Regions from separate parts of the Homo sapiens genome. Here regions 2, 3 and 4 are each linked to region 1. The links are chromatin loops, found by intact Hi-C in ENCODE. Cell type or tissue: PC-3. All regions are shown on one strand. Region 1 overlaps LOC107984449. Region 2 overlaps LINC02376 (long intergenic non-protein coding RNA 2376). Region 3 overlaps LINC02405 (long intergenic non-protein coding RNA 2405). Region 4 overlaps LOC107984449.

What was found. Hi-C counts contacts between places; a loop is a spot of excess contacts. Peaks named below come from ENCODE experiments on the same cell type or tissue, not always from the same donor. Only the 100,000 strongest peaks of a DNase experiment are listed, where the experiment ranks them.
Region 2: a loop joins it to region 1, with 2.0 times the contacts of the local background. A loop is called at or near these places in 6 of 110 quality-filtered maps.
Region 3: it touches region 1 in a loop (4-fold over the local background); 2 of 110 quality-filtered maps call a loop at or near these places.
Region 4: it touches region 1 in a loop (2.4-fold over the local background); 4 of 110 quality-filtered maps call a loop at or near these places.

Annotation. Positions count from the first base shown.
Region 1 is chr12:127,122,141-127,130,140 of GRCh38, forward strand. The region is part of intron 2 of LOC107984449; the gene reads left to right. Among named protein-coding and RNA genes, the nearest start is that of LINC02405, 66 kb to the left of the region's middle. RefSeq lists enhancers at 3,666-4,865, 3,731-3,800. In PC-3, a CTCF peak has its summit at 3,486; a DNase peak (open chromatin) is centred at 4,031; H3K4me3 peaks cover 1,087 bases; H3K27ac peaks cover 2,601 bases.
Region 2 is chr12:127,268,372-127,276,371 of GRCh38, forward strand. It overlaps LINC02376 (long intergenic non-protein coding RNA 2376), which reads right to left. Exons shown (of 4, transcript NR_146537.1): 3 at 7,078-7,203; 4 at 5,900-6,150. Among named protein-coding and RNA genes, the nearest start is that of LINC02376, 12 kb to the right of the region's middle. In PC-3, no CTCF peak of the experiment used is centred here; DNase peaks (open chromatin) are centred at 1,980, 4,730, 5,430 and 5,880; H3K4me3 peaks cover 1,059 bases; H3K27ac peaks cover 3,677 bases.
Region 3 is chr12:127,049,339-127,057,338 of GRCh38, forward strand. The region is part of intron 1 of LINC02405 (long intergenic non-protein coding RNA 2405); the gene reads right to left. Among named protein-coding and RNA genes, the nearest start is that of LINC02405, 7.1 kb to the right of the region's middle. In PC-3, no CTCF peak of the experiment used is centred here; DNase peaks (open chromatin) are centred at 3,343, 3,713 and 5,403; H3K4me3 peaks cover 706 bases; H3K27ac peaks cover 5,381 bases.
Region 4 is chr12:127,071,704-127,079,703 of GRCh38, forward strand. All of the region lies in intron 1 of LOC107984449, which reads left to right. Among named protein-coding and RNA genes, the nearest start is that of LINC02405, 15 kb to the left of the region's middle. In PC-3, no CTCF peak of the experiment used is centred here; a DNase peak (open chromatin) is centred at 4,468; H3K27ac peaks cover 2,883 bases.

The sequences.
Region 1 (8,000 bases):
AAGTCCTGGACCATTACCAGAGAGAGACACAGAGATGACTGAGAAAACTTAAAATAAAAAAAAAAAGATTAAAAGAGCCCCATCAGGTCAATACCTAGATGTCGGCCTTGTGAGACTGAACAGAGAACCTCGTCATGTCTGCCTGGACTTCTGGCCCCCAGAACCACGAGCTCATAAATTGTAAGCCTCCAAATTTACGGTAAGATCTTAGACAGTATAGAAAACTAATATATAAGTTATTTTATAATGGCTTGACAAGTTGAGGAAGCATTTGCTGTACATCTCACATGAGCTACTTTAGTAGAGCAATACACAGCACTGTCTGATCTCTCTCTCTCTTTTTCAAACACACACACACACACATAATTGATGCAATGCGTGTGTGATGTAACTCCATTATAGGAAAAGAAGGTCTACCTATTTAGAAGCAAGCCTACCCAGAATCCAGATGTTGATTTTTAATACCATTCTCCCATGAAAAGAACCACAGTTTCCTGGGAAAATGACTGATTCTAGGACTGAGACAGAGAATATGTAAAATGAGGCTGGAGCATCTTGTTGTGCCAGAACGTAAGGAAGTGCTCAAAAGAAAAAAAAAATCATTGTTGGGGGTATGCAAAGGTACAAACTGAAAGCGTTCTCAGCAGCCAGTGCTAGACAAATTCATGCAACAAAATAAATAAAATACTTTTGGGTAACCCAAAGTACAAAGAAAATATTCATGAGACATCTTGACATAAATGCTTAAATCAATCAATAGAAGAGAAGAAACAAGTCTCTTGTGTAGAATAATTCCAGGTAATTTATGTAGATTGTCTGCCCTCAAGGAGGTTCAGCATAACTCATCAGTCCTTCAGTGAGGACTGGACCTAAATAACCATAGCCATGGTGACATGTCAGGACAGTTAGTTCTTTTTCATCCTCATTTAGCAAGAGCCCAAATTGTTCTCATCTGTTTCCCATGGCTTCATGGAGTAAAAAAATAAAATTCTAAATATGAGTTTCTTCTCTGCCGTCACTATTAGCATCACTAGTACATACCCTATATGCAATGCTTCAAAGAGGGTTTTTCCCTGTGAGCTTCTGTGGTAGGGAATTTCATTCTCACCATTTTACGATCCAGGAAAGTAAGGTGTGGTTAGAGACACTCGTTGCAAGGTAACTCAGATATTAAGTAGTTGACTTGTGGTTTTCTGGTGGAGGGAAGACCTACCTGTCCCCAGTCCCTCCACACATTGGTTAGGATGCTGAGACCAGTGTTGAGATTGTTGATCCAAAAATGCACATAAAATGTATGTAACAGTTTATTAGTCACAACTGGGACTTTTGGGGACAGCAGGATTGTTCCTAGTACCAATGGAGCCCATGGCTTGAGTGGAGCAGAGGGTGGGGGATAGAGGGTGGGGGATAGAGGGAGGGGAATAGAGGGTGGGGGGTGGAGGGGGATAGAGGGTGGGGGATAGAGGGAGGGGGATAGATGGTGGGGGATAGAGGTAGGGGGATAGAGCATGGGGGATAAAGGGTGGGGGATAGAGGGAGGGGGATAGAGGGAGGAGGATAGAGGGTGGGGGATAGAGGGAGGGGGATAGAGGGTGGGGGGATAGAGGGAGGGGGATAGAGGGTGGGGGATAGAGGGAGGGGGATAGAGGGTGGGGGATAGAGGGAGGGGGATAGAGGGTGGGGGATAGAGCATGGAGGATAGAGGGTGGAGGATAGAGGGAGGGGGATAGAGGGTGGCAGATAGAGGGTGGGGGGATAGAGGGTGTGGGATAGAGCATGGGGGATAGAGGGTGGGGGATAGAGGGAGGGGATAGAGGGGGGGACAGAGGGAGGGGGATAGAGGGTGGGGGATAGAGGGAGGGGGATAGAGGTAGGGGGATAGAGCGTTGGGGATAGAGGGTAGGGGATAGAGGGAGGGGGATAGAGGGAGGGGGATAGAGGGTGGGGGATGGAGGGGGGATAGAGGGTGGGGGATAGAGGGTGGGGGATGGAGGGGGATAGAGGGAGGGGATAAAGGGTGGGGGATAGAGGGAGGGGATAGAGGGAGGGGGATAGAGGGTGGGGGATAGAGGTAGGGGGATAGAGCATGGGGGATAGAGGGTGGGGGATAGAGGGGGGGACAGAGGGTGGGGGATAGAGGGTGGGGGATAGAGGGTGGGGGATAGAGGGAGGGGGATAGAGGGTGGGGGATGGAGGGGGATAGAGGGAGGGGATAAAGGGTGGGGGATAGAGGGAGGGGATAGAGGGAGGGGGATAGAGGGTGGGGGATAGAGGGAGGGGGATAGAGGGAGGGGATAGAGGGAGGGGGATAGAGGGTGGGGGATAGAGGTAGGGGGATAGAGTGTGGGGGATAGAGGGTGGGGGATAGAGGGGGGGACAGAGGGTGGGGGATAGAGGGAAGGGGGATAGAGGGTGGGGGATAGAGGGTGGGGGATAGAGGGAGGGGGATAGAGGGTGGGGGATAGAGGGAGGGGATAGAGGGTGGGGGGATAGAGGGAGGGGGATAGAGGGTGGGGGATAGAGGGAGGGGGATAGAGGGTGGGGGATAGAGGGTGGGGGATAGAGGGAGGGGGATAGAGGGTGGGGGATAGAGGGAGGGGGATAGAGGGTGGGGGATAGAGCATGGAGGATAGAGGGTGGAGGATAGAGGGAGGGGGATAGAGGGTGGCAGATAGAGGGTGGGGGGATAGAGGGTGGGGGATAGAGGGTGGGGGATAGAAGGTGGGGGATAGAGGGAGGGGATAGAGGGGGGGACAGAGGGAGGGGGGATAGAGGGTGGGGGATAGAGGGAGGGGGATAGAGGGTGGGGGATGGAGGGGATAGAGGGTGGGGATAGAGGGTGGGGGATAGAGGGTGGGGGATAGAGGGAGGGGGATAGAGGTAGGGGGATAGAGCGTTGGGGATAGAGGGTAGGGGATAGAGGGAGGGGGATAGAGGGTGGGGGATGGAGGGGGGATAGAGGGTGGGGGATAAAGGGAGGGGGATAGAGGGAGGGGATAGAGGGAGGGGGATAGAGGGTGGGTGATAGAGGTAGGGGGATAGAGCGTGGGGGATAGAGGGTGGGGGATAGAGGGGGGGACAGAGGGTGGGGGATAGAGGGAGGGGGGATAGAGGGTGGGGGATAGAGGGTGGGGGATAGAGGGTGGGGGATAGAGGGAGGGGGATAGAGGGTGGGGGATAGAGGGAGGGGATAGAGGGAGGGGATAGAGGGAGGGGGATAGAGGGTGGGGGATAGAGGGTGGGGGATAGAGGGAGGGCAGCCTTGCCTCTGATTGCTAATGGGAGGCAGGCTGGGGTGGGCTCCAGTGCACAAGTCCTGGCTTGCATGGCTCAACTCCCTACAGTGCTGAGGGAGGCGATGCTGGACTTTCTTACCAGGACAGGTGAGGGTGGGGGCTTGAAAGGGGTCAGGGGCCAACCATTAAAAATGGAATCAGACTCTGTATCACAGCAGTGATGTAGAATATTAAACTCAGCTCTCAGGACACCAAAACCACTAGGGGGTTTCTACCCCACAGCAGCTGCCATATACAACACGGTCATGGAGACACACACAGACCATATGCAGGCAACAGCTTGCATTTTGAATATTACTCACCACTGTGAGTCCTGGGCTGCATCACTCCTCACTGGTGAGCCTGTCTCCTAGGCACTCTGGGGATGATCAAAGTACCTGTATTGTAGGACTGTCCTGAGAAGTAAATGAGAGATGCTTAACTTAGAGCCTGCTGTGTTGTAAATGCATAAACATGGAACTCAGTTAATCATCATTCACTCAACAGCATCGGTCTATCTTCCTGCCCACAGGGTTCTGCATCCAACCTCAGGCAAAGGTGCAAGTCATGGGGGTTTCCCAGTGAGTGGAATGGCCTGATGGGCGTGTCATCTCTACTCCTCCATGGCTGGGAAATGTGGATGAGTCATTTGCTTAGCAGGACTTTACTGAGCACTTTGTGTTTTTGTTTTGTTTTGTTTTTGTAATTGTGTGTGCTAGGCACTGTTCTAGGTGCCACAGACACAGCATGAAACAAGATAGGCAAGATTCCTGCCTTGGGCAGTGTACATCCCAGTGGGATGAGTCAGTGATGCCCATATTCACAAATGAATAAGCAAGGTGGCTTAAAACAATATCAGTTTGCTGTCTTATACTTTTAGAGGTCAGAGTCTAGAAATTAGTCTGTGTGGCTGAAATCAAGCTATCAGCAGGGCTGTGTTCCTGTTGGAGGCTCCAGGGGAGCATCTACTCCTGGCTCTGTGTTCCTGTCGGAGGCTCCAGGGGAGAGCGTACTCCTGGCTGTGTTTTCCAGTTTCCAGAGGCCACCTGCAGTCCTTTCCTTAGGTCCCTCTGCCAGCACTCCTGACACTCTAACCTCTGCTATTGTGGTCACCTCTCCTCTGACTCTGACCCTCAGTCCTTCTCCTTATTAGAAAACATGATTACACAGGACTCACACAGATAATCCTGGGTGATCTCCCAATTCAAGGCACTGAATCACATCTGCAAAGTCCCTTTTACAAAATAACATGTTCAACAGCTCCAGGGACTAGCCTATGGACATTTTTAGGAGCCCTACTACACTTGCATATTGCAAAACTTTGTATATTAAACCTATGAAAAATGAGTTCAAATCAAAATCACACATCCAAATGGCCTACAATCTCCAGGAAGATCAGATACATGGGTCAAAAGGAAGAGGCATAGCAATGGAAATTTATATTAATTTGCTCAAACTGACATAACAAAGCTCCACAGACTGGGTGGCTTAAACAGCATAAATGCATTTCCTCACAGTTCTGGAGGCTGGAAGTCTGAGATCAAGGTGTCTGTAGGGTGACTTTCTTCTGAGGCCTCTCTCCTTGGCTTGTAGGTGGCCGTCTTCTCCCTGTGTCCCCACATAGTCTACTCAGTGTCTGTATCCTAATCTCCTTTTTTTTTCTTTTTTCTTTTTCTTTTCTTTTCTTTTTTTGTTTTTTGTGATGGAGTCTCACTCTGTTGCTCGGTCTGATGTGCAGTGGTGCAATCTTGGCTCACTACAATCTCCGCCTCCCAGGTTCAAGTGATTCTCCTGCCTCAGCTTCCAGAGTTCACAGGCACCTGTCATCACATCCAGCTACTTTTTTTTTTTTTTTTTAGTAGAGATAGGGGTTTCACCACATTGGCCAGGCTGGTCTCAAACTCCTGACCTCAGGTGATCCGCTGGCCTCAGCCTCCCAAACTGCTAGGGTTACAGGTGTGAGCCACCGTGTCTGGCCTAATCTCCATTTCTTATAAAGGCACCAGTCAGATTGGATTAGGACCTGCCATAACAACCTCATTTTTATTAAATTACCACTTCTCTAAAGACCCTCTCTTCAAATACAGTTATATTCTGAGGTCCTGAAGGTGAGAAGTTGAACATACGTATTATGAGCACACACAATCCAGCTCATGACAGAACCCAGAGCAGCAGAGTGGGCTGCAGTGACAGGAGGAGGAACTGATCTGTCTAAGGGGGCGACAGCTCCAGCCAGTGGTCACCCCATAGAAATGTGGGCTTCTGAGACATAATAGTCTCCTGGATTTTCAACAGAAGTCCAATGAAAGTTTTCATTTTGTTTGTTTTTGTGTATGTTCTTGCTTACTGTTTAAATAAGCCATCCTGGGTTAGCAACCTGCATACCCAGACTCTCTCTTATCCCTCTGGACACGCTGTGGGAGAAGAGAGGGGGCTTCTTTTCTCCTGCTTTGTCTCCCCTCCCTTCCATCCAGGTTGGTGATGAGTTGTAGAGGGAGAAGATAGAAGATGCAAGAAAGAGGCTACCTGCCTAGGACTGGCATGAGATGGTGCAGGTGCTCTCTGGGCAGGGCACATGTTGAAAGCAGCTGTTTTTGCAAAACATCCCCATACAAAAAAAGGAGTAGAGGCCACCACCCTTGACTCGTCCAGCTCCTACACTGGACTTTGACTTCCATGAGGGCTGCATAGAGGCTGACTTTTGACTCTAACCCCTGGGATGGGCACAAGGCCAAGCCACAGACAGAAGTCAGTAGATACCTGTTAAATTTATGAATAAGTCAAAGAAATGCCTTGGAAAGAGAAAGATGTTCTATCAGGAAATAACCCCCTGAGAAATCTTGCAGGTCTGCACGTGCGCTGAGGCTGAGGGGCCTCTGGGACTTCAGTCAAGGCACCCAGATGAGTCGGTGGCACCCTCTGCCTGCTCTATCTTGATGACAATGAGAGGGATGATCTCAGTTTCCTCTCTGAGCAAGAGAAACACAGATTTTAAAGGATCCAGCAATCTGTGTTGAGAAACTACTTACAAATGACTTGTTTTCATTGGTCTGTATAGGAGTATCAAAAGCTCTTCAATTTCTTCAATAATTTCATCAGAATCCACTAATGAGATAGCTGAACCAAGATATGGGAATTGCAATCAACAAAATCAGGGAAAAGGAAAAGCTCTTTGATTTACTCACATTTGTTCCTTCCTTTTTCTGCAGTCTTATTTGAATGGGGACAGCTAGCTAATGACTATTCCAATTCTGCCAAAACCTGAGAACGATGCCAAAATTCAACTGACAAAATATTAACAAGATACAACTCTAAGGAAAGGTTGGCAATACAATTACATGCACAAAGAGTAAACAAATGCTAGCCTTTCTCTCTAATTGTCGCATGAGAAGACATTCCATGGTTTCAGGCACATAAGAGCTACTTCAGGAATCAAAGGCTCACTAAGGAAGAGCGGGGATTTGTGATGTAATAGGAAACATTTCCAAGCCTTCATTACAGAGCAAGGGAAAACTGAGATTCCTCAAGCATCATGAAACGAGATCTTCCCCGAGTCTAAGAGGAGCCCACTAGAGAGGCATTATAGGCGTTTATGCCTCTCTAGGATGCCAGGCAGGCTTCAGGCTGTAACCCTGGAGGCTGGTGAGGAACCTACAAAAACAGGAGCCCTCAGAGCTGGGGCCAGCTCCTTCCCCATGACTTCCTCCAGGTAAACCCTCTGTGCACCTAAGGCCTGAAAGGCTCACAACAGGGTTAAAATAAAAGCTGTCTTTTAGTGACAGGGTTGAATCTTCAAATGCCTGGTGTGCACAAAACATACACAAACTTATTTGCAAGTAAGCAAAAGTTAGCATCAACAGCCACTGCAGCACCCCGACACAGTACAATAAAGAATATTTGTGCTTCTGAAACAAAGGTGGGAAGTGGATTTCCTGGAATAATAAATTAGTTACTGCATGTTCATCCAGAGAACCAGACCCACCAAGAGCCATTGGCTGCAGGTCTAAGCATTCTTTGGATCTATTTATTTTAATTCAAATGAAATCTATCTTTTTTATTTTAAAAATAGCATTGGAGTCACAGGAGAAAATAAGAAAGGTTTCTCCTACAAGTGAAGTTTACTATTCATTTCTACCTCTTTTTCTGTCTAAAGTGTTGATGCTGCCCTCATGGAAGTCAAAGTTGAGTGAAGGAACTGGATGAGTCTACGTTGGTGGCCTCATCTAATCTTAGCCATTTAGGAATACAGGTGATTAAAGGCAGCTTCCCTGCTGGGCGCGGTGGCTCATGCCTGTAATCCCAGCACTTTGGAAGGCCGAGGCGGGTGGATCACAAGGTCAGGAGACCAAGACCATCCTGGCCAACATGGTGAAACCCTGTCTCTACTAAAAATACAAAAATTAGCAGGGCGTAGTGGTGCATGCCTGTAATCCCAGCTACTCAGTAGGCTGCGGCGGGAGAATCGTTTGAACTTGGCAGGCAGAGGTTGCAGTGAGCCGAGATTGCGTCACTGCGCTCCAGCCTGGCGACAGAGTGAGACACAGTTTCAAAGAAAAAAAAAAAAAGCAGCTTCCCGCTTCCCTTTCCTCAGCTCAGAGGCGGATCAATGTACAAGAACAAATAAAATATGGAAAGACAGATACAGTTTTTATTATTTTCTGGGGAAAAGTCCAATCTCTAGGCTCATAGAGTCAGTGTTTCCATAGCCAACCAAGGATGGCCAGT
Region 2 (8,000 bases), 150 kb after region 1:
TCCTCCTCCGTAAATGCTGATCACATACCAGCTGCTAAATGCAATTTGTCTGCTGACATATGGTGGGAAATTCTCATGCTCATTAACAGAGAGCATATCATCATCATTATCATCATTGATTTCCAGTGACCGTGGCTCATTAAGGTTCTCCTGGGAATCTTGAACTGTAGTCCCACAGTCAAGGTGCCTGATGAACGGTTTATCTCCCCATCACCCATCCCCGTGAGTGCCCATCTGCAGTGGCATCTGCCCCATGGGCTGAGGGAAAACAAGTCAAGGATTAGATCTGCTTCTGCATAAAGTGTGGATCTTCCTGAGATGGCCTCTGCTGTGCTGAATAACATGAAAAAGATGCTTGTAGAACAAACACGTTTTTCAGGAGGTGAGGAATTCCAAGAGTGAATCCCAAGAGCACTAAGCTTCCAGAGGATGAGATTCAGCAGATGGTCTGACAGATATCACCAATGACAGTATCCAGTGGGAAAGTGTCTGACACCAAGGTCATTCAGAGACTCCCTCACCCTCTGCCCTGGAGTGCCTCACATCTGGGAAGAAACCTATTTGCCCAAAAAGCAGCACACACCCATAGATTATCTGTCACTCAAGCAGAGACCCAGAATTAGGGTGCATATTCAGGAAGGAGCTTACTTTCGGAGTAGACATATATCCTGAAAGGAGCATGTAACAAGGGCATACCTTATATTCAAAAACAGCACATCCAAAGCTTATTATTGGGCTTAATTATCCCAGTAATAGCTTAGGCCAAGGGATATATCGTGCTCGAGAAGTAGCAAGTGTCTAGGGAGTATTTATGCTTATGAGCCTGGAAGTGAACTCTCCCAGTGAATTTTTAATACTCTGGAAATAGCATACTAAATTATACATGCACATGTCCGGCAATGGAAGTGTACTAGAATGTCTCACAACCTGAAAACCACACAAAGATTCATTAGGCATAAAATGGACAGATAAGCGGTGGCATTTTCTCACAGTGAAATAAAACAGCAATGCAAATGAGTGAAATGCAAATATATGCAACATTACAGATGCCTTTTGCAAAAGTCATGTTGAGTAGCAGAAACCAACACAAAAGGCTATATGCTGTGTGGTTCCATTTGTATGAGTTCTAAAATAACCAAAACTAACCTATGTTTTTATATATCAAATTAGTAGTTACTTGCAGAGGGGGTTAGTGAATGAAAAGGGGTACAAGGGGGTTTCAGAGGTGCGTTGATTTCTTTTCTTTCTTTCGGTGCTAATGGAATCAAAGTATCTCCTTGTTGAAAATTAAGCATGTCATACACTTACTTTATGTGTATTCTTCTGTATTTATATTATACATGAGTTTAAAACTAAAAGGGTAAAATAAACCTTCAAGGAAACCACACACACACACACACACACACACACACACACACACATACATCACAAACAGCAACAAAGTTAGCCCATGCTCAGGGAGCATCTTCTGTTGAAGGAGTAGCAAACTTCTAGGAAATATGATTATTTACACGCTCAGAAATAAACTATTTTCAATGTTTTATGTACACATATATACACATGTACATATGTAAATATATGTGTGTATATATATAAATATATATATATATATATATATATATTTTCTCCTGATGAGTAGCTTGGACATTGGGAAGACACCTATGTGACCAGGAAGTAGATTATCTCTAGAGGACACCTAATACTGGAGAAATAGCACCTGTCAGGAAGTATTTTATGCTGATGCTACCAGGTTGAAATGTATACATGGGGAATAATTTATACTCAGGCATAATCCAAGGAGTGTCTTACACATTCAGACCCAGGACAGCATATAGCCATGGAGTATTCTATGACAGCAAAGTAGCTTGGCATGCCCAGGAGGAAGCACAAACCTCAAAGAATTTGATTCTCAAGAGTGGTTTATAACTGGGAGCAGCTTCCTGCCCCATAGAGGCCAAGCTCACTGCTTGCAGTAGTCAGCTTCCTGGTAGCAAATCCCTCATCCCCATATGCACGCTTCTTTGCCATGTGACTTTGATGTTGCTCCATCCAGCGGTGGAGTCTATTCCCTAAGTCTTTAGTCTGAACTGTCCTCTGAGTTGCAACAGAGGTGATATTGTGCAACTTCCAGAGTCTTGGCCTCAAGACCTTGCCGTTTCCACCTTCATCCTGTTAGGACACAGCCCCAAGAATAAGAAAGAACAAGAACAAGAACAAGAATTAAGAACAAAAACACCATGCATGGAAGCGGGTCCAGCCCACTAGAAGATGAGTGGCTGCATGAAGGAGGCTTGGGGTAGCCCTACCAACAGCGCTAAAAGTTTGACACCTGAGAAAGAAGGTCTTGGATATCCCAGATTGCCAACCCTCCACTATCTGCTTGAGTGGCGTGTCTGCACCCAGTACAAGAATGACCCATCCAACCTAAGTACTTGAATCTGCCACTCTTTAAAGAATTGTTGTAAGTCACAACATTTTGCGTAGCCTTTTTAGCAAAATGTAAACTGAAGCACTCCTGATCAGATTAATGGATCATGTAAATGGATTATGTAGCCAGTGGGAAGAGCTACTTACGGTTTCCTTTAAAGTTGGAGAAGTGGCCTTTAAAATTAGGTCTTGAAAAAGATATTAACCATTGACCTTGTATGGCTGCAGGGATGCTCTATTCTCATCATGCCCCTGCAGCCCGAGACGTGGTGACGGCCTCCCACTATTATTGGGTTCTGAGTGTCTCGCCAGCTCTCGGGTGTTCCTTTAGTTCTACCTGCGTCTCTCTAAGTCTTGCCCATTTCAATGTCTCTTTATTTCAACCACCCAAGGAGGGTTGTGTCCAGCTTGGATTGTGGCTGGAATTTCCAACTCTTTCCATTTACAATTCGACCCACAAGAGTCTCTGTAGTATCAAAACCCTTCCAGGATGTGGGATGTATAATATCACAATATCTGGAAGCCAGTATGTGTATAAATATATGAATGACTGTATTTATACTACATATATACTGTGTGTGTGTATATATATGTATATATAAATAAAACATGCATATATAGTATAAATACTATATTATATATACAGTATGGTATAATAGTATATATACACATGCTGTATGTATATATATATACTATCAGTGTGTGCATATATATACTATACCATATATCTACATAGTGCTACATATACATTATTATACTAAATATATATATATTTAGTAAACCAAACAGGATTTCTGCTCTAACAGCAATAAAGACAATTTTTCCCCCCAGATGGCACAGGCTTCTGTTTAGTGCTAGTTAACATTTGAATTAATAATTAGCAAAACATGAATAATCATTTCATTCATGAGGACAGAGTCTTGTCCCATGATCACAATGTCAGGCTGTGTATCGCCACCTCATTAACTCCAGGGCGACCAGCCCGCACCTCAGAAAGCAAGATGCATCCGTCAAGAGTCGCACCTCCATGGAAGGCGTGTTGCTAATGTGAAATGTGCAGATCGTGGGGCTCCATTAATCACTAGGTCAGAGTCATGGCACAGCAGGTTCAATGCCCCACAGCTATTCCTCAGTCACAGTCTAAGGAGCTCTGCACGTGAGGGAGCGCAACGGCAATGACAGAGCATTGTTGCCTGCTTCCCTCAACACTGCCTACCGCAGTGCTTCATCTCTGCACGTGGCCCTCAATCCTGCTCTGGGCTGAGGCCTCTTTGTGAAAAATGAACAGCAAAGGTTTCTCACCTCCTGGAGAAGAGGAGAGTGAGATATTCTTAAGGCCTATGTGAGGATGCAGAGTGTGGGCTCCTTCCCTGCATCACGCTGTCCTCGACGACCAATAAAAAAGGTGCTATGGCTCTCAGGGCAAAGAGGTGCAAAGTTCTAATGAAAGATTTGAGAAGAAAAAAATGTCTCCAAGCCGTGGTTCTTAATCTGGTGCAATGTTGTCCCCCCAGGGGGCATTTGACAATTTCAGAGGTATTTTTCTTTGTCCCAGCTGGTGGCAGGACATCTAGTGGGTTGAAGCCAGCATGATGAAACATGCTACATTGCACAGAGCAGCCCCACAGCAAAGAATCATCCACTCCATATGTCAATAGTGCTGAGCTGAAAAACCGTCTCTGAAGAAGAATAGAGAAACCAGGGAAGAGCCACTTAATTGGGAGCATCACACCTGTCCAGTCCCCACCATGGACTCTCCTGGGACTCCAGCAAGTGCTGTGAATCTCTCCCCTAGAATCCACCACCATCATCCCATTCATTGACTTGGTGGGCCTACTCATATTCCTAAACAGGACATTTGTACTTTTACTCTCCTGCTCAATGTCACAATGACCCTCACCCCTGCTGTCTGAAGGGCTCAAGCATGGAGTAAAACATCTCCTGTTGCCTCAAAGCTCCCAGCTTTGTTTCTTGTTGCTTCCCTGCAATAGTCATTGGTTTGTGGCTTGTACTGTTATCTGACCATGCTCACTCAAGACTCAGTGCCATGCTCATGCTCTTCTTCTGCCAAGATTAGAGCCTTTCCTGTCCTATGACTGTCTGTCATAGTCCTGCTTAGTCCTTGACTTCTGCATGAGGCCTTTTCTGACTACTTCAACCCATGATCAATCCACTTCTCTCTCTCCTCATTCCTATTAAGTCATGCATGCCACAACCAAGCTGAAGTCCAGGATTTGTAAGTCTAATGCCTCCTGGGTGAGCTGTACGCCCACAGCAATGGGGATGAGAACATAGGAAGTTGAAGAGGTGAGGCCACATTGAGGAATGAGGGCCTGTGATATCTACTGTTTTATGATGACTAGTGGTGACACACAGTGGGCCACTGGCCAGGGTACTTGGCGCCAATGCCTTCTGCAGACTGGCTTCAAGGGGAAATCCTGTCACAAGGAGTAAGTCATGGGGGAAAATAAGGTGGCTTTTTTCTATTGGCTATTCCCCATTGGTTGAGTTTACACATAAGGTGTCACCCCTGCACAGTTTCTGGTTGCAACAACCCACTTCTTTTTATGCTTCTGAGGATGCCTGATTATACTCCAGACTCTCCAGGTGGTGTGGAGTTGTATCCAAGTTCAGTAATGTCAGCAAGCCCCTGGCGATGTGGCTGGTTGGTCTGCATGTGCAGTGACAGCTCAGGGCAATGACCATATTGGCTTTTAGGAGCCACTGTCCAGAAAGCACATGATTGCCCCAGTGATCTGAAGGCATCCACAAATTTGTACCAGATGCTGTAGATATGTGGGGGAAACATGTTCCCCTCTACGTGGGGTTAATCTTAATAAGGAGGTGCTCCGGCTCACCACACTCATAAAATGTACTTAACCTGTGCAAAACCCTAGGAGTTGGCAATATGACTTTCCCCATTTTATTGGCGAGATTACAGGGACTCAGACATAGGGTTTTTACATGGTGAGTCAGGTAACCTCTGCTCAAACAAGGATTTAGACTAAGGTGTTTCTGGCTCCTGAGCCCTCCCTCCTAACTGTCTCTCATGCATGCATCTTTGTGCTGTTCTGCTTTAGTAGTTTAGGATGGATTCATCAGAATGGAATTACTGAGTTTTTGTGCCTGTGTACATAACATTTTTTTTTTTTGAGACAGAGTCACCATGCTGGAGTGCAGTGGCATGATCTCAGCTCAAACTGCAACCTTCGTCTCCCAGGTTCAAGAGATTCTCCTGCCTCAGTCTCCAAGTAGCTGGAATTATAGGCGCACGCCACCACACCCTACTACTAAATATTTTTGTATTTTTAGTAGAGACGGGGTTTCACCATGTTGGCCAGGATGGTCTTGATCACTTGACCTTGTGATCTCCCCACCTCGGCCTCCCATAGTGCTGGAATTACAGGTATGAACCACCACGCCCAGCCACATAACAGTTTTATAGGTACCACTGCACACACTGATATGACAATTTACATCATCTAACAATGTTTTATTTGCTTTCTGTATGTGTGTGTGCACATGTGTGTGTGTGTTTTCTTGTTTGTTTTATATGACAATGAATTTTCTTTGCTCTAGCAGATGTCTCCTCTCTGGGACATAAGGTGAAGGTCCAGGGGACGGGTGAGGCCGTCCTAACCCAGGTGGTGATGCGTGTGCTCCAGTAGGGCAGGGTCCCCGTCTGACACACTCTCCCCTCCTTCCTTTGCATTTATCCAGTTCCTGGCACACAGATAAAATTCAATAAATATTTTCAGAATAAAACAGCTGATTCTAACAGATAATCTTGGGGGTGACTTCTGTGGGCAAAATGCTTTTTTTTTCCTGGAAGTATTTCCAGAAAAATCCTATGCAGCAAGCCAAAACCCCTCCTTTGGAACTGCATAAGTCAGTCCAGTGGGGCACGATTCTTATAAAGGGATGGCTTCATATTGATCATTCTGAACGTTACAGGGAAGTGACTTTAACTAGAAAGTTGCACATGACCGTGAAGCCTAAATGAGGATGTCAAATCTAGGGAAATAATCTAATTGCAATACAGCATCCGAATCTTTTGGAGACATCAAATTATTGCCCAAGTCCTCTCAAAGCTCTTACAAATATAACTTCATACTTTTGGAAAAAGTCAAACAGAATTAAATGTAGACAAATCGTTAGTTATATATTTGAAAACTCTATTCCTACTATGAAATTAGTAACTTGTTAAGAAGACCAGAGTAGCTGTTAAGTAAAGGAGCCGGCTAGCAATCATTTAATAAGATGATTAAACTCTACTTCTTTGTCACACTTGCTTCTGGGCAAATGGAGTAGACGGGTATGAAATAACAAGACTAGAATCTTTTAGTTGAATATTCCAGATATCAATGAAAAAAATTAATTTAAAACCAACTTACAATGTAGATCAAGTGGATTTGCATACCAATCCAAGGAAAAAACCCTAGTTGTAAATGGCATGCTTAACCATAGGTAAAGAAATGCACAATTAGAAAAGTAATTCAGGGTGAAAAAAATCCGATTTCTGTATCAATGCGCAGATATGGATAAATGACAAAGTTTCCTTCAAAACAGAGCCTTATTTTCGCTCATTGTTCTGTGCAGTTTTCAGAGAAGGAGAGGCAGATTCCCTGATATTCTTCTGGAACCACTCACCTAGCAGAGAAAATTGTTTGCCGGAGTAATGTTCATCAGCTGCTACTCTTCGAAGAGCCAGTGTTGATGCTGCAGCTGCCACAGAAAACCAGGCAGATGTGGTCTCAGCCCTCAGGGCTTCATACTCTGCATAAGATGCAGAAGTAAATAGGAAGTCATTAAAATGAGCAAAAAACAATACGATGGCAAGAGCAAAGTGTGTAGCAAGACAGGGAAGCACCATTAGCTCTGAATCATGTACTCTGCCCCACTATTGACGGGCATCAGAACCTCAGGCAGGTGTCTTCACTTCTCCATGACTCAGTTTCTCCACCATAAAATGAGAGGCACCATATTTTCTACCTCATAGGAGGGGTGTGAAATTTAAGTGAATCAATTATTTGAAATGTGCTTAAAATAGCAGCAAAGATAATCTATTGTATTAGTCAGGGAATCTAAACCTTAGTATTCACAACGTCAAGATGACAATGGCTCGATACGATAAAACTTGTTTTGGTTTGTTTGTGTCTCATTCACCCATTAGTCCACTGTTACTATTCCTAGTCTGAGGGTTTTGGGAGGTGCTGCTTTCTTCCTGGTTCTGGGGAGGTAAGAAAGCTCCTTCCACCCACCAGCCATAGATAAGAGAAGAGGGCAAGGAGGCAGTAAAGCATGGGGTGGGGGGTGGCCCCATGGAAAGTTTTAGGACCCAAGCCTAGAAATAGCAGGCATCACTCACACCATTGTCCACTGGCTAGAACGCAGTCACATGACAACACCTAGCCACAAAGGAGGCTGGGAAATGAAGTCCACCTGTGTGCACAGAAGAAAGAAATGGGTTTGTGAACATACAGCATCCCTGCAAAGGCTCTCCACAGATAAGAGCTATTGATGCTTTATATCGAATATCACATCCATTGTTATTGTTATAGGACATATGTATC
Region 3 (8,000 bases), 73 kb before region 1:
TAAGCCAAAAGAACAAACTGGAGGCATCATGCTACCTGACTTCAAACTATACTACAAGGCTACAGTAACCAAAACAGCATGGTACTGGTACCAAAACAGAGATATAGACCAATGGAACAGAACAGAGCCCTCAGAAATAATACCACACATCTACAACCATCTGATATTTGACAAACCTGACAAAAACAAGAAATGGGGAAAGGATTCCCTATGTAAGAAATGGTGCTGGGAAAACTGGCTAGCCATACGTAGAAAGCTGAAACTAGATCCCTTCCTTAAACCTTATATAAAAATTAATTCAAGATGGATTAAAGACTTAAATGTTAGACCTAAAACCATAAAAATCCTAGAAGAAAACCTAGGCAATACCATTCAGGACATAGGCATGGGCAAGGACTTCATGTCTAAAACACCAAAAGCAATGACAGCAAAAGCCTACATTGACAAATGGGATCTAATTAAACTAAAGAGCTTCTGCACAGCAAAAGGAACTACCATCAGAGTGAACAGGCAACCTACAGAATGGGAGAAAATTTTTGCAATCTACCCATCTGACAAAGGGCTAATATCCAGAATCTACAAAGAACTTAAACAAATTTACAAGAAAAAATCAAACAACCCCATTAAAAATTGGGCGAAGGATAATAACTATACACTTTCAAATGATGAATATTATGGTGTGTGAATTATATCTCAAGAAAGCTGTTATGAACAAACTATTCCTTCTGAACTTCCTTAACTATCTTGCCTACCTGGAAATGCAGTGAGCATCTAGGTAAACTTTATAGAAATAGGGAGTATGAAAAAGGAACAAAATATAAAGTGGCCATCTTTTCCTAAAAAAAGGAGTTAATAAGTTATTTCATCTAATTTACTTTTATCACAATAAAGATACCATGAATGTGTCTTTGAATTTTTAATGATTAGTTGTGTCCGGATAAAGGCTAAAATGCTATTTAGAAAGCAATTTAAACAATAAAAACCCCAAAAGCATGATTTCGGAGCAAGTTAAAGCAGCCATGGAGTCAGGGAGAACTTTTACCTTATGTTTGTATATTAATTATCTTTGGTTGCATAAATCATTGGCCCCTGAACTTGACAAAAACGATATTACAGAATGTTATTGTTCTTAACAATACAATTCAAAGGTAGACATTATATGTATGTTATATATAATAATATTTATATATTATGTATGTAATATAATATATATACTATATTTGTATACTGTAATATATATAAAATGTGTATATATACATTATATATATATAATGACTCTCTCAGAAAACAGGTTTAAGTTAAATATTGCAACACATCTTAGGTTTCCATTGATTTGCAAACATTTGTACCAGCACCAGCTGTTGAATGCCTTTCTGAGCACTGCCATGCACATAGCTAAATTTGGCAGTTTAAAACAACAGAAATGTATCCTCTCCCCAATCTGGAGACCTGAATTCCTCAATCAAGATAAACAGAAGTTGAATTCTACCAGCCTATAGTTGATGCTTATTTCTTTTTCTGTGGATCAGAGAAACTTCAATGGTTGCGTGATTTCTGTTTTTCTATGTCTGTGAAGCCATGCTCAGTGTGTAAACCAAGAATTATTGAAAAACCTAGAGCAGGGGTCCCCAACCCCTAGGCCATGGACCAGTACCAGTTTGTGGCCTGTTAGGAGCTGGGCCTCACAGCAGGAGGTTAGTGACAGGCAAGCATGACGCAAAGCTTTAGCTGTATTTACAGCCACTTCCCATTGCTCTCATTACCATCTGAGCTCTGCCTCCTGTCAGATCAGCAGTGGCAATAGATTCTCACAGGAGTGTGAACCCTACTGTGAACTGTGCTTGCATACGAAAGATCCAGATTGTGAGCTTCTTATGAGAATCAAATGCCTGATGATCTGTCACTGTCTCCCATCACCCCCAGATGGGACTATTTAGCTGCAGGAAAATGAGCTCAGGGCTCACACTGATCCTACATTATGCTGAGTATGTAATCATAGTAGAAATAAAGAGCACAATAAATGTAAATGCACTTGAATCATTTCCAAACCATTCCCTGTCCACGGAAAAATTGTCTTTCATGAAACTGGTCCCTGGTACCAAAAAGGTGGGGACTGCTAACCTAGAGTACTAAGAATTCATTTGTTGCCTTCTAGTTTTCAGGCATCTGAGTAAGAAAAACATTTTCATCTCGTGATCCTGGTCAGGAGATATGCACTCGGAGGAGAGGTGAACAGATGCACACGGTCAAAAGCACAACAGTAACCTGTGTTCCCTTTGCCCACTGAGGTGCCTTAGTGCACACTGTGCTGAGTGGGACTGTGTTGAGCAGCAGCTGGAAATATGCTGGACTCATATGAGGACCACAGGCCTGTGGCAACAGGACTTAGAGCTCATCTGAGATTGGGAAATTAAGAAAGGAACCAGAACAGTTAGTTTGTCCAAGTCCCTGCAAAATTATGTTTTTGTAAAATGTCACTAAATTACCATAGCCCAAACGTTCCCACGATTACGTAAAATAAATACGTTAACTCAAACTAGTAAAGTAGTCTCATGCAAGATATATGCAATGAATAAAAGATGAGCCTTCTTCTTCAGCTATACTGGTTCTTTCAAATTCTAATAATATGTATTCCTTTTATTCAAATGGAAGTTTTTATTCCAGTTTTAAAATTATAATCATGATTTGTTGGGACTTCTGGAATGGTAGAAGGAAGAAATCCTCTCTCCAAAACAGGAAAGAAAAGACAGACGAAGCTATAAAAAAAAAACAACTCTTTCAGAAGCCTGAAAGCTCATAACCCATTGTTGAATGAGAATGCTGATCACATGTCTTCAGTTTTGGTTTGCACAGCTTCTTATTAAAATAAATTTATTATTAAAATCAAATTTTTTACCAGAGTCAAAAATAGCACCATCTGCTCATCACATACTTGTTAAAAGTCTATTTCCACAATACCAACCATTGTTTCTGCAAAATATCATTACCTCCTCTATGATTGGGAAGCTGGCTCTGGATGGTGTGAATATAGAAACAACATCAGGAAAGAAGAAATACACGCTATTTTCTTAACAGCTTTGTCAACTTTTTGATTGGTACTGGAAACATAATGAGAGCAGCCACAATGCATTGAAAACAGTCTTTGTAGCGATTTAGGGATTGTGTGTGTTTTTTCCTCTGTTTTCTTATTGCCTTTTTTTTTTTTTTTTTAACACTGCATTTGCTTGGTCAGATGCAATGTTCTTAAATACCCACCAGCACCGAATCCTTGCAGGGAACTCAGTATAAGGAAGCATGTGGGAAGCCCCTGGGTAGAGGACAGTGCAGGTTGTGCAAAGATTATTCATAATGAATCAAAGCCCTAGCAGAGGCAGATGGTTTATCTGTGGCATTTGTACAGTATACGCTGAGTGCACTTAAATGTAATAAGGGAGCTATAATATGCTAGTCAATTTCCATCTAGTTAAAAAATCATGTGCAATTAATTCCATCGAAATATTCTCTCTAGCTTTATAATTCTCAGTGCAATGCTTTGTGCAAAAGGCTCACCAGGGAATTTTCTCTTACTGTATTTCCCCAGGGAACATGCTTAGGAGCTTTCTCCCTACTGTTATTGGGTCTCTGTTCCTTCCCGCCCCTTGTGAGTAATCAATGACTAATGAGAATTATAGACAAAGGACTGAGTTTTTCGCTCATGTAAAGAGAATAATGGGAAAAACACACGTTTTTATTGCCTTTTCGGTATAGATCTGCCTGAGTCACCAGGAAATTACACAGAGGCCTGTAGGTATAAAGCCAAGACAAGGTGTGGGCTGCTTGGTTGCTAACAAGTGAAGTCAGGTCACTTATATGGCATTGAAGATACAGAATAAAGTCATTGAGGCCACAAGATGCAAGTTAGTTATCACAAAGTTGAGGGTATAAACAACCTCCCATCACAAACATGATTTCCACCATAGGTGAAAAGCCATTTGGCCATGTAAGTTTCCTTATTCAACTACTATCTCAGCTTTTCAATTTCCGTCTTCGGCTATAATTTCTTGCCTAGCCTAGAGGCTATCGTCGTTCACATGCTGAGATAGCCTAGGACTACAGCAAGAGAGGAAGGATGGACAGGAAGGTCACTAGATTTTTAGAAAAGTTACTATGTCTGGCCTTCAAAACAAATTCAATAGAAATGAATAAATATAATAAAAATTCCAGCTAGGTGCTCATCCCTGAGCCGGAATGGGCTCTCCCGTTGTTAGAGAGGGGGATTAAAAAGTTAAAAAAACACATCTTCACCAAACAGATTTTCTGCTTCATGCAACCAGGCAGACTAAAGGAGAATTATAATGGGAAATGGTTTTTCACCATATGGTTTAATATCATTTAATATGGAGGCTGGTGCCACCTAAAATCACCTCTCATTGCAGCTGAGGCACACGCTGTCTACCTAGGGGCACCAGTAAGCTCTAATGGCTTCATTTTACCATCTGAGATAAGTGATTTATCCAAGATGTATGGAAGATGAGAACACACGACACTAATCTCCAAGTTGATGGTGGTTCTGCCATATTGATCATCTTTAAAAACACCAAGACATTTAGGAATTTTAAATATCAGTATCCAGAAAACTAACTACTTGGAGTATGCAATGACATACACATTTGAGTGCTAGCTATGGGCACAAGATTCAGGGAGATATTGGCTTATAGAACAAGTACGACACCTGCAGTTTTGGAGTTTTAAACTTCGTGTTTGATTAAACAGAAAACAATAGCAACAACAACAAAGCCCAATTTGAAGGCAAAGCAAAAGCATGCAATTTTCTTCAAATACAGTAAGACTCCACTTGTTACTGAGAACAGTTCTTGCCTTCATCGATTCATAGATCTCATTCTCTGAAAACACACGGTCCCTCAATTTGACTCAATCCCTTCATGATGAAAATGCATCATTTACATATGTGGAGTATGTCATCATTTAATCAAACAGGCAGAGGATAGTAGTAACTTGATTTTTAACAATATAGTAAAAACACATTTAATTGCACCCTTTTGACCTATAGAAAATCAATGTAATTTTACATTAAACTTGATTTCAATTCTGTTAGATTGCTAAACATATTTCTGAGAGTATGTTTAAGGATGTGAAACAACACACGCAATATTAAAATGTATCCAGACAGGGATCATCTCGCCCTGATCCCAGGACACCATTTGCACGTGGAACTCTCATTTGCTTAACGGGAAAGATGCCCCTGCAACAGTGAGGGAGCTGCCTGCAGGAAGGAGGAAGGTAGGAGGAAGGGTTACAATTATGTTTTCCCTATCATTAGTCTTCATTCTTGAATTCATAAGTCAAAGCCAAGGTCTACATTCCTCACAATGCTGAGACATTAGTGGAATGTGGAAAAACATCCATCCTCTTAGACTGATAATGTCCTTAATGTGCCAGGAGGCTTTCTGTGCTGTGCCTCATGGCCAATTATACAAGTTCATTCTTCCACGCCCGCCTCTAGGTTCAGACGTGAAGTCCATGTTGTGAATGTAAAAGCAGACCCCTATGACCTTCACGAGATGGGTTTCTAAACATACTTAGAAGCAAGTCCCCACCCCCACAATCCTCACTGTACACACAGAAAACAGACAGCTCTCCTGGGATAATTCAGTATAGCCCAATTCCTAAACCAATCCCCAAAACTAGAGGTTGAAACCGATAGCTCGAGGCCATATTAGCCCCCCATGATTGGTGTCTCAATCCTTTTGTGTTGGCCTGTTCAAAGTTTAAAAAAACTTAATTACCTATTTAAAATGAGGAGTGGGGTGAAAACATCATATCAAATTCTAGGTTTCTGCCTTCTCTTGTGAAATAAAAACGAAAACATAATATTTGCTCATGATACTACATTGCTGCCTGGAAACTACTAAGAAAAAAAAGAGTATTTATTACCTTTGCACAGGGCTTAGACTGTTCCTATTCCCACTGTCTTCAGTCTCCATGATTCCTTTAAATCAACTGATCAATTGATCAATCAATCAAGCACAAACATACATATTTTTCATGTACTTCCTTCTTACATGATTACATAAGTCCTTCTACTTATCTCATTTATTTTATTTATTCAACTTGAGCTGTCTCCTTGGAACACTCTTCACGGTTAAACATGGAAGCTCTACAGTTCAGTGGCCTGAGTTTGATTCCTGACCTTGATTTGTATCCATGGCATGACCTTGGGGAAGGTCCAGAAGTTTGGGGAGCCTATTTCTTGAACTGTAACATGGGGATAATAATAGTAGCTACCTCTTTGGGCCACTGTGAGAAGCAACGAGATACCGTGTAGGAAACAGCACCAGGCCTGGGGAAACCCTGCAGTGCCTGCTGCTGCTGCTGATGTGGCTACTGTCCCTGTTGCCATTCATTCTCTCATAAAGTCGGTTTCAAAAGGAAGGCTCAAATGCACTATTGTCCTTCCCTCTGCCTTCATCAAGCACAGAAACAGAGGGAGACTGACAGCCACACCTTATATTTACCATCCTGACACTGTCTTCCCCACAGCCTTGGGCTCTAAGCTGGAGGAAACCGGCAGTGCTTTCTTGTGGGGAAGATGGGGCAGGCCTGCCAGGCAAAAGGGTTTTGACACAGCAGCCTAAAAATAAGAAGGTTTCTCAAAAATTATGATGGAGAAAAGTAGAGATTCTGTAAGTATTAAGTTAGTGCAAAGGTAATTGTGGTTTTTCCCATTATTTATTTATTTATTGTTATTATTATTTTTTGAGAGGGAGTTTTGCTCTTGTTGCCCACGCTGGAGTGCAGTGGCACGATCTCGGCTCACTGCAACCTCCGCCTCCCAGGTTCAAGCAATTCTCGTGCCTCAGCCTCCCGAGTAGCTGGGACTACAGGCGCCCGCTACCACGCCCAGCTAATTTTTTGTATTTTTAGTAGAGATGGGGTTTCACCATGTTGTTCAGGCTGGTCTCGAACTCCTGACCTCAGGTGATCCACCCACTTCGGCCTCCCAAAGTCCTGGGATTACAGGCATGAGCCACCATGCCCGGCCTATTTATTTATTTATTTAGAGACAGAGTCTCCCTCTGTCCCCCAGGCTGGAGTTGAGTGGCACTATCTTGGCTCACTGCAACCTCTGCCTCCCGGGTTCAAGCCATTCTTCTGCCTCCGCCTCCTGAGTAGCTGGGATTATAGGCATGCACCACCACACCCAGCTACTTTTTGTCTTTTTAGTAGAGATGGGGTTTCATCATGTTGGCCAGGCCGGTCTCAAACTCCTGACCTCAAGTGATCCACCCGCCTCGGCATTCCAAAGTGCTGGGATTACAGATGTAAGCCATGGCTCCCAGCCTTGCCATTACTTTTAATGGCAAAAACCACAGTTACTCTTGTATCAAGCTAGCAGGTTCCTTCAACATACTGTTGTAGTAGGTTTCTTGTACTGTTCTAGTAGGTTCCTTTGGCGTACTGTTCTAATAGTTTCTTTCAGTGTACTGTTCTAGTAGGTTCCTTCGGCGTACTGTTCTCCTTGTTGGAGCTGCTGATACCTGGCCCTGTACCCTGCTGATCCATTCCCCAACAGTCACATATCCACTTATTCACTCATGTGGAATTTCTGTTTGATTTGGGAACTGCTTTGTGACAGCGCAATGCTCAATGCTGGGATGGTTGAGCTGAAATGAGACAAACATGGTCCCGATGCTCAGGGGAGGTCATTCTAGGGGCAAGGAGACTGCAATAAGCAAATAAACTAATGACATTTCAGACACTGGTGAATATTATTACAAAAATAAACTCCAGACAATAGTTTTTAAAGATTCTTGGGGAAGGTCTCCCTAAGGAGGGAAATCTGAATGAAGAGTTAGTCAGCCATGGAAAGACCCAGAAGATGAGACTCTAAGCAGGTGACCCAGTGCAGAGGCCCTGGGGTTGGCACCAGGTCCCATGTTCACTGATCAGATGGGCCTGTGTGGAAGATGCCAAGCACACATTATCTCATGCAATTGTTC
Region 4 (8,000 bases), 50 kb before region 1:
CTTACATTACAGCAGACGTTTCCAATCACTTGCAGCATTTTGCTTTTTCCACTTGGTCAGCCCAGCATTTGGGAACTCTTCTCTACCTATTACTCCAAGAAGCTACTGGCAGGTATTGGAACTGCTGCTCTGTAAGAAAACACCTGTTCTCCTGATCTGTGGCCTAACTTCGCAAACTACAGATCCTTGATATCAATAGATCACATGCTAATAAGATTGTCAAAGCAATTTCTATTTTCTTTCATTGCTTTCCAAAGCAGACTCACCTTCAGTCTCCATGAGATCAAGAAGGAACAGTGCAAAGGTGCATGGGATGATAATGGACCCGTTGCCAGTTTTAGAATCTGGTTCCCCAACTTGCTAGCATCTTTTTGCTTAAGTTTACTCTAAAATTGGGATGATAGAACTTCATACAGTTGAGTTGTGAGAATTTAATGGTAATAAATGTAAAGCACTTGGAAGTCTGTCACATGGTAATTTTATATGTTTATTATTATTTTGAGACAGGGTTTTGCTCTTTTGCCCAGGCTGGAGTGCAGTGGCACGATCTCTGCTCAGTGCAACCTCTGCCCACCGGGTTCAAGTGATTTTCCTGCCTCAGCCTCCCAAGTAGCTGGGATTACAGGCACCTGCCACCACACCCGACTAATTTTTGTATTTTTAGTAGAGATGGGGTTTCGCCATGTTGGCCAGGCTGGTCTCGAACTCCTGAACTCTGGCGCTCTGCCCGCCTTGGCCTCCCAAAGTCCTAGGATTACAGGTGTGAGCCACTGCACCTGGCCTATTATTATTATTATTGATGTTGTCGGTGTTGCTATTTTTATTGTGTTTTAATGTTCAATAACAAGGATCCGTATTATTTCTTCATCCATATCACCCAATACATAGCTTTTCTCTGCTGTTAATATGAACATCAAGTGTTACAGTTGTAAGTTCTAAAGGAAGTAGATTTCAAATGTTTTGACCACAACTCACATAGAGAAACACATTTTATATCTCGACCAATACATATGTGCACACAGCCATGTGTACACACACATATACTAAAGCAAAATTTCTCAGATATACATTTACCCTCCTTACCTGCTGCAATGTTGTCAAATATTTTCCATTCCATTCTATTCTGTTTGGCTCTGTTATCTTTTATTCTGACATAGCATATTCCATCTGATTTACAAAATAAATGTTAGTTTCAACCCACTAACTTTATTTCACAGCACTGCTGTGCTGTGACCCGTAGTTTGAAAGACGCTACCTTAAAAGCAGACCTGGACTTATAGAGAGGCAACACTGATTAGTTGTTTACCTGGTCCTCCTACCTGCTTTCTAAAGCCTGCATCAAATTTCCTATATTCAATTTTTATTTTTCCCCTCTGATTTCAGATTATTATATTTCTATAAACTTATTGGTTAATTTTAAAATTCTAACAGATTCTTAGGTTTATCCTAGAAAATTTTGTGCATAAAATGCATATATATATTTTTAATTTGTTTTCTGGTTTCAGGATATGTTCTTATTGATAAATTCTAATATTCAAAGTGTCTTTTAAAATCACTCTTACAGAAAAAAAAAAAACCCTCAATTCTCGGACTTAGATAATGTTTTCTGGAAAAAAATGGATAGAACAAATGGTCATTAGAACTTTCCACCAGGGAAGCATATTAGACATGACAAATACAATTTATTTCAAACATTTCCAAGGTTAGTTAGGCAAAAATAATAGTTGTGGTTATTGTTTTTTATTTGAGAAATGAATTAAAAAACAAAAATATGCAAGATATATTAATATATGGAAACTAATTCACACAATTAAAATGATTCCTGTTTAAATCCAGTTCTGCATATACAATTGAATGATTTTGGACAAGTCTTTGAAGCTTTCACTCTCTCAGAATCATGATATTCAAAATAAAGATGTGATTTCTACTAAATAAAGTTATTATAACAATATAATTTTATTGGCTATATTGTAGAGAAACATAGTGTTCTTGGGAGAAAGAAGACATTCACATAAAACCTTCATGAATCATCTAATTAGTTTTTTAAAGCTAAAGGGCCTGAAATATTTTATTTCCACAAAAGTGTTTATCTAGGACTTCAAGTTTTGAGCCATGCTAAGCAGTTTACAAGATGAATTGTTAAAGCATCTGCCCTCCGAAAATTTTAGACTTTTAATATCAATTTGGTCATTTTATACAATAAAAAACATCTCACTTTCATCTGTTTTTTATATAAATTATTACATTATTATTATTTAATAAAACATAACAATTAGGTTGCTTCAGAAATATATTAGCTTTCACTACGAGTTATTCTCTGTCAAGTACAATTTAGACTATGAGGAAAGGTTGTATCAGTAAAGAGACCTATTCATTTAATATTGAAAGAAACTGATACTGATGCACCATAACTTGGGCTCCAAGAATAACATTTCACTGAGGCTGTCCTTTATATTTCTATATTTTTGGTACTAAGGAGAAGAACCACATTGTAATTCTACCTTCATAAAGAAGAACTCCATTAGGAAATAGCATTCAACATAAGAAATTTCACTTTACAACCAGATTTCGTATAACTCATTAACTTTTATTGAAAATGCCTAAGGAATCCTTATATTTAAATGTAAAAAGAAAAAAATAAAAGCAGAATTGATAAAATCTTAATGAGGCATTCACAAAAGAAAGACATTTCCCTGGAGCAATTTAAAAGCAATTATTTCTTGAGCAGCAGAACTGTAAGAACATTAATTTCCAATGGTGACAATTCCATGACTAGTCATAAAGGTCAGGGGATTGTTTTGCTGCTGAAGGTCACAAACAAAAATTTATTTTAAAGTAGTCGTAGAAAAGCCTTCACTGCATTTCACTACGACAATGACATCTGCTCCACGTTCACTCTAGCGTTCTCTTCCAAGTGAGAAGAGGCATTGTTTAAATCCAGGTAGTATTTGGGCTAAGATCAAATGCTCAGCGGAAAAGGTGACAAGTTGTGGGTATTGCAATGGAAATGCATTAGGGAAGTATGTTAGCAGAATAATGTACTCTAAGTTTTAATCCCCAGAATATACTAATATATTGTGTTACATGTCAAGGGGGAAATTAAGGGAAATGGAATTAAGCCTGCTGTAGAAAGTAAAAAGTTTCCTCTTCAATGTTCCCCCCTGTTAAAGAATAAATCATAATTGTTAGAAATAATAGTTTATTTTAAAGACTAACTTTCTTCAAGCCTCCTTGCTTTGTGCTAATAACTCTTTTTTAAGCCCTATCCTATGTAATTGTCGGACATGCTCACAGGCACATCCCAGCTCACATCCTGTGCCCCTTCCTTATTTCGAAATGTTATTGCTTCCTTAAACCTTTCGTAAGCAACTTCCTCTCCTTTGTTCTTTCTTGCACTTACCTATGTAGGAAAGTTTTAGGCTATTAGCAAATCGGGTATCAGTTTCAGACTGTGAGGTCCCGCTCCAGCCAATGGATGCAGGACACAGCAGTAAGGACGACCCAAATGCGTAAGGGATAAATATGTCTGCTTTTCCTTTGTTCAGGTGTGTTCTCGCCATGGTTCCATCTGCGAATGAGCACCCTTTCTGTAGAAAGTAAAGATGGCCTTGCTGAGAGGTCTTTCGTCTCCGTACTGACTTTTCTTCGTGGCACCAATTACTTATTTCTAACAATTTTGATATTTCTAACACCTGCTAATCAGCTGATACTAAAAGAGGAAGATTATCCTGAATTATCTGGGTGAACTTAGCATAATGACCATGGTCAAGTAACTCTTTGAAAGAAAATTAAAATAATGTGGATGGGAGAGGGTGCAGAGTTGGGTCAGAGTGAGGAAATATAAGAAGGATTTGAGTGCCTGTGTCTGGCTTTGAAGGTGGACAGGACCACAAGCCTCAAAAGGCAATTTGTAGAAGCTGAAAAATACACAAAAAAATCATTCTCCCTTGAATCCTCCGTAAGTTTCACAGGCATTCTGACACTTTGATTTTAGGGCAAAGAGACTCATGTATGGCTTCTCGCCTACAGAATTGTAAGATAATCAATTTGTATTGTTTTCGGTCACGAAGATTGTGGTGATTTCTTACAGCAGCACCAGAGAACTAATTTAAGAAGTTTCACTGGAAAATCTACGGTGATTAATAACATTTGAAATAAACATACTTTTGAGCATTTATTTGGCAATGAAATGCTCAAAAGTATGTTTGTTCTTCATTTCTTTCCTCCTCCCCTCCCCTCCTCTCCTTCCTTCTCTCTCTCTCTTTCTTTCTCTCTCCCTCTCTTTTAAAATATTTGTTTCCCCAGCATGGGAAGTAAATACAGCACACTGAGTTTTGATGAATCTGTGTTATTCATGGTTGCCCCACCACCTGGACTGCTGTTATTGATCACTATATTTCAAAGCTAGTATAGACATAGATACATGTTTTATTTCCTGTGACCAACTCACTACTCACACAGTGTCTATTGTTCAGCCTCTGGCTGGTTTCTCTTCCCTAATAAGGGTGCTTATGGGACTAATTCTTCTCTGGGCAACAAGTTGGAGGCCCTGCGGTCTAGGCAGATACAAACATTTCTATTAGGGCTCTTTGCGTTTTGCTCAGTGATCTCAGGTATATGCCTTTCCATACACTAAACGCAAAGTATTCCTTCAAGGCGTTTGCATTCAGTCTGAATAAACTCATTTGTGAAAAAGATGTCGTTAAGTATTTTTCAATAAAATTTAGGTTCTTGTGGAAGCTATTTTAGACAAGAATACCAGAACATAGTATCTCAACTCAGAAGTCTACTCCGTATTTAAAAATGGTGCCATATTTAATTACAAATCCTCAGTAGGTCACTCAGCTGTAAAGCAAGGAATATAATTTACTTTCAAAGTTATTTTTTGGCTTTGGCAAAACATTGGATACTTAGAGTCCAATTTTCACTAGCAGGGATGAGTGATGTTTCTCTTTACCACTTTCATAGAGGATGGGAAAGAAAAATAAAATGTATTGATCTCCCTTCCTTCCTGCCTATTCATGTTTTCAAGAGATGTGTGAAAAACAGTGCTTGAATTTTTTTTTGACAATTCTGTGCTTCTGATCAAGTAAAAAACTCCGAGCAAAAATGGAAGCTGTTGTTAAGTCCCAGTCACACATAACATTAATAAATACATTTTAGAAATTGTGAATAAGGATACGTTTGGTGAGATTTAGTGTTTCATCTAATAAAATGGTGTTCATTTAGAAACGTGTTACTCATTTAATAGAAATGGAAAAGACCATCCACCTGGAAATTATTATTTTATTCACTACTTAGCCAATAAAAGTCTCTTTGTTTTCCCATTCCATGGTAAGAAAAAGTTATTAAAAATTATCAACATGCAAAAAGATATAAAAATAATGTAACAGGCAAATATGTATTCAACACTTAGCTCAAGGAAAATATAATAAAAAGCACAGAGGCTGTTAAAGACCCTTTTCACGCTTCCAAATTGCATTTTGCTTTTTTCCTTTCAGAATTAAAAGATGTTCTGAATTTGGTGTTTGTTTCTTGGTATTTCATTATGCTTTTAATCAGTAAGAGAAATCAAACCTCAGTAAAGAATCACCATGGGAAAAACACTTCACATGTCCAGTGCGATTGAAGTAGACTGTTCCCTGTCACCTCTCTCTCTGCTCTATTAGAGCTGTACTGAGAACTCGCCACAGCTCCAGCCCCCTGGCTTATCTCCACCTGAGGAACAGGAACTGACCCCTTACTCAGCCAGTCACTTGGCAAACAGGCTTCTCTTTTGCAGCTGTGTCCACCAGGGGACCCTGAAGAAGACATAGGACAATGCTTTTTGGGGAAAATGCAGTTCTAAAACCACTAAAAAAATTATAAATGGTGAAATGTTAACATCATGAGGTCTACAGAGCAATGCTCGGTTTAGTCATTCAAGATTAATTTTAGTCACAATTTTGGGAAAAACTCGTTTACTTCCATCCACAGTCCACAACCCAAGGCTATCAGTGAGTCTTCTTTTGAATGTGTGTGAGGAGGTCCTCCTTCCTTTCTTCCTTCCTTCCTTCCTCTCTTGGTCTCTGTCTCCCTCTTGCCTCTTTCTCCTTCCTTCACTCTTTCTGAGTCTCTCTTTTTCTTCTTTTCTTTTTTTTCTTTTTCTTTCTTTCCTTCCTTCCTTCCTTTCTTTTCTTTCTTTCTCTCTGCCTTTCTTCATTCTTTTTTTATTCTTTCTCTTTCCTTCCTTTTTTTCGTCCTTTATTTCTTTCTCTCAGTCTCTCTCTCTCTCTCTCACTCTCACTCTTTCTTCCTGTCTTTATTTTGCAACAGAATCTGAGCCTGGACATCAAGAATAAAGAGATCTGTTTAACAGCCATGAGGGAGTGCACGGATGCATGGAGAGCCAGGAATGGTCCACAGCAATCAATGCTGCAGGAATGAATTTGTTTAAATGGATTTTTTTTCCATTTCATGAATAACTTTGTTCAAGCCTTTGATGTTCAAGCTTAGGAAGAAAGAATCCCAGTGATCTATTTGGATCACATGATTTTCCCCTGGCCTTTTCCACCTGTGTAGAGAGAGTTTCATCTCCAAAAGGGCACACAGTCCTTGTTACCAAAAGGAAGGGGAATAGACATTGGGTGATCAAAACACAGCTACGCTTTCTAGAAGTTGATAAGTGAATAGATACTAACATGATAAATCAACCTCAGTATTTTTTAAGTCTATGCCAAGAATTAAACTAGATAATGATTTTAATAATAACTGACAATCGAGTGTTTACTACATGCCAGATCCTGTTGTTAAGGGCTTACCATGTATGGACTCATTTAATGTTCACGACTACTCTCCTTGGTAAATATCTGCTTTTATTCCCATTTTAAGGTTGAGGAAACTGAGACAGACAGGGAAAGTGAGAAAGAGATGGCTCACACAGTGAATGAGCAGCCAGAACTCAGGTCCCAGGAATATGGTTTCAATGTCCATTTTCTCAAGGATTATTGTGCAGAAAAGCATTTTGACACTCAGAGATTGGTCAAGAGCTCAAATGTCAACATCAACCCTACAGCCTGTTAAAAATTGATCGCCCCTATAGGGAATATTGCCAGAGCACACAGGCTTACTCTGTCCTGATGATGTGGAATTATTTTTGCTTGCTCCCATGAAAACCATGCCTAGCCATGGTGTGGGTTTGTGACATCTGTGTGACAAATGGGAGCTTGTGTCTTTAATGCAAGACCACCACCAGTGTTCCACCCCAGTGAAGCTCACCACCCAGAATTCTTGTTAGGGAACCAGGCCGGGAGGCACAAATGGGTTCTTCCAAATCATTTCCAGTGAAGATACTAAGCTATCCATGGCGTGAACTATAAGTCAGCAATGACGAATTCCAAGCTGAAAGATTTACCCTTAGCCTCAGAGATGCATGATTTACTCAGCTAACAATGCTTTCAGCCTATTAGTCCTCTGGCGCTGTAGTGTACTCTGGCACTGGAGCATTTCCTGGGGAAGGAAATCATATTTTGCTTTCATAATTAGCTGATTTGGAGCCCAGGCAATGGGAGAAATAAGAAAATAATGGAGACAATTGATGCAGGCAGGCAAGCCCCAAAATTGGGGCTTAGCCCAGGAAGGTTATTGGCTTCACCCAGAAATAACTCAAGGGTGAGCCAGTGGTGTGAGACAGCAACATTTATTGAAGCAGCAGAGGTCTTGCTCCTTGCAGAGCAGGGCTCCCCCATAGGCAGTGTGCCCAGAATATCAGTTCAGAGGCAGCTCCGCAGTCATATATGTACCCATTTTAATTAAATGCAAATTAAGGGACAGATTATGCAGAAATTTCTAGAAAACAGGTGGTAACTTCTGGGGGAGTCATTGCCATAGAAAGGGACGGTAATTTCAGGGTGTTGCCATGGCAATGGTAAACCGACACAGGCACACTGGTGGGTGTGTCTTATGGAAAGGTGCCTCTGCCTCGACCTATTTGAGCTAGTCCTCAATTTGGTTCAGTGTCC